Linked DNA regions of Homo sapiens: region 2 is linked to region 1. A link is a loop called in an ENCODE intact Hi-C map of the cell type or tissue named here. Cell type or tissue: dorsolateral prefrontal cortex. All regions are shown on one strand. Links, peaks and the distances in the headings refer to the core of each region. The heading gives the core; the rest is flanking DNA.

What was found. Peaks named below come from ENCODE experiments on the same cell type or tissue, not always from the same donor. Only the 100,000 strongest peaks of a DNase experiment are listed, where the experiment ranks them.
Region 2: it touches region 1 in a loop (2.5-fold over the local background); 2 of 110 quality-filtered maps call a loop at or near these places.

The regions. Positions count from the first base shown.
Region 1 is chr6:89,983,319-89,988,703 of GRCh38, forward strand. All of the region lies in intron 6 of BACH2 (BACH transcriptional regulator 2), which reads right to left. Among named protein-coding and RNA genes, the nearest start is that of GJA10, 92 kb to the left of the region's middle. In dorsolateral prefrontal cortex, for the core only: a CTCF peak has its summit at 2,093; DNase peaks (open chromatin) are centred at 2,163, 2,533 and 2,977; H3K4me3 peaks cover 1,528 bases; H3K27ac peaks cover 2,261 bases.
Region 2 is chr6:90,040,142-90,045,526 of GRCh38, forward strand. All of the region lies in intron 5 of BACH2 (BACH transcriptional regulator 2), which reads right to left. Among named protein-coding and RNA genes, the nearest start is that of GJA10, 150 kb to the left of the region's middle. In dorsolateral prefrontal cortex, for the core only: no CTCF peak of the experiment used is centred there; no DNase peak of the experiment used is centred there; H3K4me3 peaks cover 366 bases; H3K27ac peaks cover 2,038 bases.

The DNA.
Region 1 (5,385 bases), core at 64-5,063:
ACTTGTACTCCAGTCCTGCACTGTCCAATAGGGTTGTCACATGTTGTCTAATTAAAATTAAGTAAAATAGCCAGGCGTGGTGGCTCATGCCTGTAATTACAGCACTCTGGGAGGCAGAGGCAGGCAGATCACCTGAGGTCAGGAGTTCGAGACCAGCCTGGCCAATGTGGTGAAACGCTGTCTCTACTAAAAATACAAAAATTAGCCGGGTGTGGTGGCAGGCATCTGTAGTCCCAGCTACTCGGGAGGCTGAGGCAGGAGAATCACTTGAACCCAGGAGGCAGAGGTTGCGGTGAGCCGAGATCACGCCATTGCACTCCAGCCTGGGTGACAAGAGTGAAACTCCGTCCAAAAAATAAATAAATAAAATAAAAAAGTCAGTTCCTTAGTCACACACGTGGCTACTGGCTACCATATTGGCCAGTGCAGAAGAACATTTCCATCATCACAGAAAAGGCTACTTAGCGGTATTGAAACATGTAAGAGTAATCAAAATGGAAAACATATTCTAGCAGGAGTGGGGAAAAGAAAATGTGTTAGAGCCACTTTGTTAGAATGGTTATACAGTTATAGGGGATAACACACATGCTTATTTCATGGTCTTATTACTCCTTGCTTAGTCCGTTGCAACAACCTGGCTGTTGTCTCTTTCTTCCCCGATCCTTCCTTTGTATAGGTGCCTGACTGACCTTCCTGATGACAGTGACTTTATCTCTTTGCTTCTTGCAGAATAAAACCTAAGCCCTTCAAGCATGGCATTCAAGGCTCGTTTAAATCAGGCTCAATGGACCTGTCCTCTCTCCCACCATGTCCTCTCCATAAACTACAATTTAGTAACAGAAAGCGGGGTTATTAATATCAAGCCCACTGCCCTCCACATCCATTCTGTAGGAGAATATCTACAATTACAAGATGTCCACAAAAGTCAAACAGACAGACCTTTTAAATAACTTCATTGAACTGAAACACAAGAAAAGAGAAAAGGAGGGAAGATATGGTCACAGAGAAACGAGAGGATTATTGTAAATTATCTAAATTAGTCCTAAACAAGTAATGCCACACAAAGCACTAGTAAGCTAGAATGTCATTCTCTACCCTCACCATAAAGAGGGCTACAGAAATAGGTGAGGAGGCTGGACAGATGCTTAGGGAATCCAAGCAGAAGAGCTAGGATATTTTGGAAAAAATATATCAGATAACCAAGAATAGGTGAGTGAAAGAAGCAGACACAAGTGTGTTCATCTACAGGTACTGAACCCTAAAAGCCTATTCCTATATTCTATACACAATTTAGGATAATAGGTGCTCCTGACAAGATGCCACTGTGGTTTTCTTTGAGTAGAGATTATACAAAACAGACAGGGCTGGTGGACTGAAAAAGTACTGAATTATGGTTTGTTTCCCAAACTACAGGTACTTAGGACCCACTGTTAGAATTGTAATATTTTCTCTAATTGCAACTCATTTTCTTCTTTAAATATAGTTTAAAAAGAAACTTGTCCTAAGCAATATCTGCAAAATCTCAAGTTTAACACACGAATCATACTTTCTGCAATACATATTAAGATAAACACAATTATTTTGAAAAAAATTCTCCATATACCACCTGAAGTCATTTCACTTTTAGGTTATGCTGTACATATTCCTATTCTGGGAAACACTGGGAACCCAAACAATTATCCTGGCTGAGTCCTCGGGCAGGAGACATTTGGCCGTGCCTTTCCTATTTTCCAGGGATAGGACTGTGAGTTACTTCCGTGTGGTGGGCGGTGGGTGCTTGCAGGGGTGAAGTACTAACAGGTAGCAAAGTGTTGGAGACACGAAGCATTAATCATCAGTCAACAACAGCAGTGGCAGCACTGCTATCTTTCCTGGGGCTAGTGAGAATTAACGGATTAATGTTTAGGAGAGCACAGAAGTTTCCAAGCATCTACTGTGGTTCTCAATCCTTTGCAGGGAAGTAAACAACTGAGGTGGCCACCTGGGATTCTCATCTGCTGGCGGGGCTGGTGGGAGTCTGGGTTTTGTGGGTGGCCTCAGGGGGCCCTGGCGGCAGCTTCCAGCCTCTGTGGTGACAGGCCATCTCCTCTCTGTCTAGTTCACAACTCCAGATGCTGTGGGGAGGTGGCAGCAGTCCAGTGGGGGCGGGACACTAAGATTCTCACATTAACAATGCACAGACATCCGTCCATCCGGCACTCCTGGGTCATGTCCCTGAGAGTGACACAGGGCTGCCCCTGGGGCAGACACATGAGATCATCTGAACTGGTTAGCTCCAGAGGGCCTCAGCTGGGCAGGGGCTCTGCAGCTTTTGTCAGAGGCTGTTTCCCTGCAAAATGGGGGGAAAATCGGAATACTCAAACAAAGGGGATTTCTGTAACTCTTCTGCCATTTTTCTCTCACCTTTTCTGTGTAGCTGAGCTCTTAGGAAACTGGTGTTAAAGCAGTTCAGTGAGAAGCAAGGCAACTGAAAGCCCCTTCCAACAGCTGCCAATGGTTGTGGACGAGCAGGCAGACACCAGGGCTAGGAGGAAGGGAGCCAACAATCACTCCACAGTGGCATTTTTCAGGACTCAGTCATTTCTGATGCTGGAAAGAAGCTTGAGAAACCAAAGTACAGCTGTGGGAAGACAGTGTGGGGCTGGAGGGATGCGGGTGTGGGCTGCTGCCCACGTGCTCCCTGGCCCTGTTATAGCCGGACTTGTAAGGCTTTCTTAAGCCTTGCATCTGAGAAAGGCAGAGACCAGAGAATGGAAAGACAAAGCTGGGGAGACTGATAGTGGCGGCGGCGAACTGAACTCAGCCCCCTGCCTGTGGAGGGGATGGGCTGTTAGTGCCTGGGCCATGGATGGGGGAGCTCTGTAAGGATGGCTTTTTTCGGTATGTGTGTTAAAGTCTGAGTTTTTTTTTTTTTTTTCCTGTGGGGTTTACAAGCTCATTCCATTGTCCAGAATCCTTGTGGGCATATTTCTCCTAGGGACGCTGGCCCTGGATCGCTGGCCTTGCCTGAAAGAGGCTGCCTCCTACTGCGTTTTTGTTCAACTTGCTTTCTCTGTAATAGAGATTTGCAGCACTGTGGGCTTCAGGGATTCAAAGTTTTTGTTTTTTCCCTAATATCCAGCTTCCATTTCTGGTTTTTAATAATATCCCAATCTTTTCAGCCATTCTCCCAAGAATTGTAGTGAATGATTTTTTTAAAGTTTTCTTTTAATTTTTATAATGAATACACATAATGGAGCATTCTTTTCTCTGACATTTTCCCTGTCACTAAATTTGAATGTTTAGGTGGCACTTAAAAAACCTTTCCACCCGCTCTCTGAATGTTCTGATGCTCTTGGTGAGTAAAACAAAGTCTTTCAACACCACCTCCATCTGAATTGTATACTTGATCTTTCTGAGCTTGGCAAACAAACCATCACCCACTCAGAACCTAGACAGGAAAGTGGCAGATGATTCAAGCTTCATTAGGAACAAGTCATGCCAAAATAACTTCATTTCTGGTTTTGATGGGATTACAGCTCAGAGAATGCAGCAGAAATAGCATCCCAGGATTTCAGTATGTCAGCTGACATCTTTAGGTCACTCTTTGAATGATACGAAAAAATGAGGTCTGGAGACAGTAAAATTGAGCAATGAGTAGCTGCTTGATGGATCAATGTTAACTGCAGCTCAAAGAGAAGTGTCTGGTGATGTGACCCAGCCTTCCGTCGCCTACTCTGTCACACTTAACTTGTCTCTCTGTCTTAGAAAAGATGTGAGTGGCAACTGGTGAGCTACTCCAGGAGATAGAATCAGGATCCCAAATGATGACCCAGGCTGATATTATGTGTTAAATGCAGAAAGATTTAACAAAAATAGATGTCAAATCCTGTATCAGGATTAAAAAAATCAACTTTGTAAGAAGAGGATGGGAGAGTCCTGGCTTAAGGAGTTGGGTCAGTATGGTGACACAGGTGACAGGAAACTTACCCTGATGATCCTGAACTACACTGAAAGATGTGTGATGCAGAAAGCGAGTCACGCCTCTGCTCTGCTCTTTACCACTCAAATCAGATGGAGGCTGTCGAACTTAGTCCTGGCTGTGTGTGAGGGATCACACTGATCACTGAGTCCATGCCCCAGGTGGCATGTGGAATGGCAGAAGTACATTAAACACTGAGAAAGGCAGACTCATGGGCACCCTATAAGAGTTGCCTTCAGAGAGCTAACAGGCTACCATGTAAAGATGAGATTAGATTTGTTCTCTTTCATGCCAGAGGGTGTAAACGGGATCATGAGTGAAATTTTAAGGAAGATAGATTTCTGCCACAAATAAGGAAGAACTTGCTAGTAGTCACGGTTGTATAAAATGGAGGAAGGAGCTCTCTTCAGTGGTGGTGAGCTCCCCATTGTTGCATGTGTTCAAGCAGAGGCTGAAGAGGTACCTATGCCATTATTATAAAAAAAAAATTCCAAATTGGATGGGGCCTGGACTCTAACATGCCTTATTTTTTAACCTCCAATCCTTGATGCTTCTCCCCTTATAGCACAACAGCCCAACACGTGTTATGGTTCTTAGTATTCCCTCAGCATAAAGTTGACCAGGAAGAAAGACAAGGTTGATAGTATTTTCATTTACTCTGGATACCACTAGCAAAACAAAGAGAGCTCTCTTGAACTTCTCCAAGTCTCCTATAAGTCTATGAATGACACCTACTTCGATCTACTTCAGTTTGGAATGCTGGCCTAGTCCAACCAGTTTGCTGAGATCATGAACAATTTGCAGGAAACACAGGGAGCATTGATAGGATGAAATAGAAGGCAGTATTTTAAAAAAATCAAGTCAATAATTTCTTATGTAAGTTTTCAAAGACCATCATTCCTATTCAACACAAATCCATCTGTACTGTTGCAGAAGCTTGAAATTAAATAAATGTTGACCACAGCAGTCTGAATTTCATCACATTTATACAGCATTTTTCCAGGCATGAGTTTCCCTCACTGAAAAATAAGCTTTTTCTACTTAGGCCTATCAGGTGAGCAAGGGTAGTCAGTCACACAGACCCACAGTTTTGTTTGAATGGACAGCAGCCTGCCCCATCTTGTATTTTCTTGGGCTTGACATAATAACTGAGCCATCAAAAAAGTTATAAATATTGTACACACCCTGCCATTCTATACACCCTAAAATGGCAGGAGAAAATAGCTCAAAGCCTTTCCTCCTTAATAGCTCCTTAGACAGGTTTTAGGACAGAACCGGGTAATCTCAGAATCTTTGCTAACAAATGGAAAAGAAAGCAGAAGATCTGACTACAAGTAGAAGAGTTGGAGGACGCAAGACAATGAAATAAGGAGAGGAGGGTGAAGAACATACTCTAAAAGATGGCTGCAAGTACTGGCATTTAC
Region 2 (5,385 bases), core at 140-5,139, 57 kb after region 1:
CTTTGAAAGGCCTTCCCAACTTATAAACAATTTTCTCCTGAATCCTTTTAGAACTTTTACGGTTAAATTTTTTTCCCAAGTAAGTTTTGGAACCATTTAGGATTTATCTTGGTGTAAATATGAACCACCAAACTTTCTTTTTCCCAGAAGGCTATTTAATTGTCCCAGCACCATTTATTGAACATCCTTTTTTATCACACTGATTTGAGATGCTTCCTTAATGTAAACTAAAATTTCAAATGTATTTGAGATTATTTCTGGACTCTATAAGGTGCCACTGACTTGCCCATTAATGCCAATTCAAATATATGAGTACGTTTGTAGTATATTTTAATATCTAAAGAGCAATTTTCTCTCTTTTTATTCTTGGCTATTTTTGATTTTTTTTTTTTACATGAACTTCAGCATCAGCTTGTTTGGTTACAAAATATTCTGTTGGTATTTTTACTGCATTCACATTAAATTTGTGATGTTGAGGTTTTCTGTCCAAGGACATGGATTGTCTTTCCATTTATTCACATCTTTGTTTTTTCTCTTCATCTCAGGAGGATTTTAAAACAGTTTCATTTATTTACAAGAATAAAGATTTACATCTTAAGGAGTTCTTGAGTTCAATTCCTATATTTATACACATTACATATATATATATACACATGTGTATATATTTTATTTGAACTTTTCTTTTTTGCTATTGTAAATAGGATATTAACTTCCATTATATCTTCTAATCAGCTGTTGATCACATATATGAAGAATGTTTAGTTTTACATAATCCATTAGTACATAATGGGTTGTTATTGTTACCACCATCTTCCAGCTGATTCACAGAAGAAAGCATACTATCCAAGTGTGCAATCATATCATCTGCAAATAACAAACATTAGTTTAACCTCGTCCTTTTGACTTTTTACACTTCTACTTTCTTTCTCTTGTACTGCACAGGCTAAGTACGTTCAGAACAATGTTAAAGAAATAACAATGGGCGCCCTTGTCTTCATTGTTTCTGACATGGCTTCTGGTGTTTCCCTATTACTGGGTATATTCCTTTGGGCATACACCCAGTAATGGGACTGCTGGGCCAAATGGTAGCTAATTTGACTCTGCAATCCCATAAACACTACATCTACTAAAGCGTGATGCTAATTTTATAATAAATAATATATATAATAATAATTTTATGTTAAGGAGGTATCCATCACTTCTGATTTTATAAAGTGGTTTTTAATGAAAATAGATGTTGAATTACATCAATGCCTTTGCAGCATCTATGAACATGATCAAATAAGTGTTCCTTAAAGATCTATTAATATGATAAATTATATTAAAAGATTTTTCCAATATTTATCACTCCTGGAATGAACCTCATTTGGTTATGGTACACTGTTCTTTCAAAATGGTGCTAGGCTCTGTTTGCTAATATTTTATTTAGAATTTTACAATTGTGTTCTTCTATGGTGGTTGGTCTGATGGATTATCCTGCTCTTTAGAAGTCAGTGACTAAATTATATTTTCTTAGACAATTATGGATTTTTAAATTTATCTGTAAAAAGTTGAGTAAAACAGGCTTTATGATTCCTTTGTAATCTTTTATTTACCTTATTTTTATTATTTCCTCTATTTTATTAATCAAGTCAGCTAAAGTTTCCTTGATTGTGTTGAGGTTTTCAAACAACATGCTTTTGCATTTATTAATTCTTCAATTTTTCAGTTTTTGAATTCAGGATTTTTTGATATACTTTTATTTCCTTCCTGCTATATTTTAAGTTTGTTTTATTATTCTTTTCTAACGTTTTGAGTTAGACACTTAATTCATTTATTTCTATTTTTCTTATTTGCCAAAATAAATATTTTAGGCCACGGCTTCTCTTCTGACCACTGCTTTAAGCTGCAGCTCCTGGATTCTGCTAAAAACACACTGACACACTGACACAGATACTTACCTAAACATTGCATATAAATAAACTATGGGAAACTGATCATTTAAAAAGATGTTAGAAAAGACCACTAAAGGAACCCAGCAGTAAGTCTGTTGTAGGGTGAAGAATAATTCTTTTTATTTTTATTTTTTTGAGACAGGGTCTTGCTCTGTCACCCAGGCTGGAGTGCAGTGGCGCAATCATGGGTCACTGCAACCTCCGCCTTTTGGGCTCAAGCAGTTCTCCCTCCTCAGCTTCCCGAATAGCTGGGACTATGGGTACGGGACACTGCACTCAGCTAGTTTTTTGTATTTTTTTTTTTTGGTAGAGACAGGGTTTGGCCATGTTGCCCAGGCTGGTATTGACTGAACTCCTGGGCTCATCCACTCACCTCGGCCTCCCAAAGTGCTGGAATTACAGGCACGACCACTGTGCCCAGCCAAGAATAATCCTTTTGCTGCCATTCATGGTGTATTGACCAGGTGCACCAGGCACAGTGTGGGCTACTGTGAGAATAAACATGAAGGGGTCTCTGTCTTTCCATCAGTAAGGAAACCACACATGAGCACATAAAAACACATACTCACATATACAATATCACAGAAACATAAGGACAAGTCATACAAACCATAAAGAGATACAAACTTTCACATAAAATAATTTCCCTTCTTCTGCTCAAAACATACATACCTATAATCTTTAATAGGCATTCATTTAATTTATACTGACCTAAGTTGCTCTTCCAACTTAAAAGCAGTTCACAATAACAATATTTGTTTTTGCATAGAATATGGGTCAGAAGAGATGTAGAAAGGCTTGTTGGGTAGCTCTTGTAACAGTCTAGGTGAGTGATGATGATGGCTTGGACTAGTGAGGAAGCATAAGAGTGGCAACCACGGCCTGATTTGGCATGAATTTCAAAGGTACAGAGAGGTACAGTTGATAGGATTTGCTAATGGACTGGATGTGGGGTGAGAGAGAATGAAAAGAGTTAAGGGTAACTTTGAGAATTTCAGCTTCTGCAATTACATGAATGAGGGTGTCATTTACTGTAAGGGAAAACTCCAGGGGAGGATCATGTTTGGGGGCTGGGGTTGAAATAAATTGTTGCTTCCTGGTAGTTCATCTATCCAAGCTCACTGTTATGGTTTGAATGTGTCCCCCAAAAGTTCATGTGTTGGCAACTTAATCCTTGCGACAGCAGTGTTGAGAGGTGGGACCTTTAGGAGGTGATTGGGTCATGAGGGTTCTGTCTTCATTAATGGATTAATGAGGGAGTGAGTCTGTTATAACAGGAGTGGGTCTTTATAAAAGCCATTTTGGCCATGTCTCATAACCTCCCTCACCATGTGATGCCAGCCTCCAGAACTGGAAGAAAATACCTTACCTTTCCTTTTCCTCTTCCCCCTTTCCTTTCCTTTCTTCCCTTCCTCTCTCCCTCCCTCCCTTCCTCCCTCCCTTCCTCTCTCTCCTCCCTCACTCCCTTTCTTTCTTTTCAAATTACTCAGTTTCAGATATTAACTTACAGCAACAGAAAACAAACTAAGACACTCATCTCATTCACCTCTCCCATAAGTTGGTTATATTCAAGTGTCACTGACCTTTGTCCTATCACAGCTCCATGCTGTTGCATGTTCCGTTTCCACCCAAAGTGTCCTGCCTACTCTTCTCTGTCTGGCAAACACCTGCTCATCCTTCAAGAATAATCTCAAATGTCAGCTCCTTTGGTTACCTTTCTGACTCCTGCAGGCACAGTTGGGAGATTCATGCTGGAGCTTTCCAGCCTCCCAGCCATCTCAGTCTCACAAAATTGCTTATGTGTCTGTCTCTGTCACCTGGTTAAGTTCCCCAAGGACAGAAGTCATGCTTTTTTCTTCTTTTTTCCCTGGAGCACAATGCCTGAAACAAAGATGGCTACTCAATAAGTGTTTTCATTCATTCCATCAATATTGATGGAGTGTCTACCATGTATAACACATGATGCCATGTACTGTTCTAGGTACCTGAGGATATAGCAATGAACAAAGCAAAGTTGTGCTTGTCATGGAGCCTTCATTCCATTGGAGAAAAGGGCAATATACACACAAACGAATGAATCTACAATAATGTGCTGTAGAGGAAAAAAATAAGGCAGGGCAAGAGCAGTGAAGGATGTGGGCGGTGAGGTCCTGTTTTAAATACTGCAGTCGTGGAAGATCTCATTTAGGCAGATTCTAAATGAAGTGAGGGAGTAAACCATGCAGATATCTGGGAAAAGAGCCTTCCTGGCAGAAATAAACAGCTGGTTCAATGGCCCTACAGCAGGAGTAGGCTTGATGCTCTGATGACTCAAAAGGCCAGAGTGCATGGAGGATAGTGGCCAGCGAAAGCTGCAGAGGTAGTCAGGAAGTGAAGGGCATGCAGTTCGAGGTAGGAGTTTGGGTTTTACTCTAAGTGTTATGAGAAGCCAGAGTAGGCAAGTGATAGGATCTGATTTACACTTTAAAAGATTCCTTTGGCTTCCATATGGAAAATGGGTTGCTGTAGGGTCAGACTGGAAGCAAGAAAGCATGTTAGGAGGCTCCTGCAGCAGTCCTGGTAAGCATGATGATGGACTGAACTATGGAAGGAGCAGAAAAGTGGTGACAAAGTGCCTGGATTTGACAGGTGGAGCTGACGGGATTTGCTAGTGGATTGGATGTGGGGTGAGAGAACGGAAAGAGTTAACGATGGCACCAAGGATTTCAGCTTAAGTGACCAGATGAATGGGGGTGTCATTTATTGAAAGAGGAAACCCCAGAGGAGGATCAGGTATGGGGGATGAGGGCAGAACAAGTGTTGGTTTTGGATATGACAACTTTGAGGAGTTGATTAGACAGCCCTGTGGAGGTAAGCAACTGAACACAGCCTGATTCTAGAGAGATAAATTTGGGAGCCATTAGTATGCAGATGGTATTTAAAAGCCACAAGACTGGATGAGATCACCAGGGAGTAAGCTTATGTGGGCTGAATGAATGAATAAGCAAGTTTATGCTCAGGAAGGAAACTGTTATCAGGTTGATAACATCTGACTCTACAGAGACTGGACAAATAGATAATAAACACAGGGATGAAAGGGCACAGAATTAATTTTTTTCCATGTCTAGATGGCTAATCCAGACTTTTCCCTTACATGCGCAGAAAAGCCTGCATCCTAAATTATTGAGGACAAAGCAGACCGCATGACTCTGTGGAGCAGTTTCCACTGCTTGGCTTGTGTGCAAGGTGTGTCAGCCTACTTCAGGCGTCTTGGTAACTAAGCACTTTTCTGGGTGAGCATCTTATCACAGCATGTTGTGCAGGCTGGAACCCATGAGAGTGAGTCCTTCAGGAAAGAAACGACATCAACAGATGTACACAACACGTTTCAAATTAATAAAGGTGGGGGGAAGATCACAAATACAACATCTGTAACACTGTACGTGCAACTTGTCATCTCTATTGAAGAAAC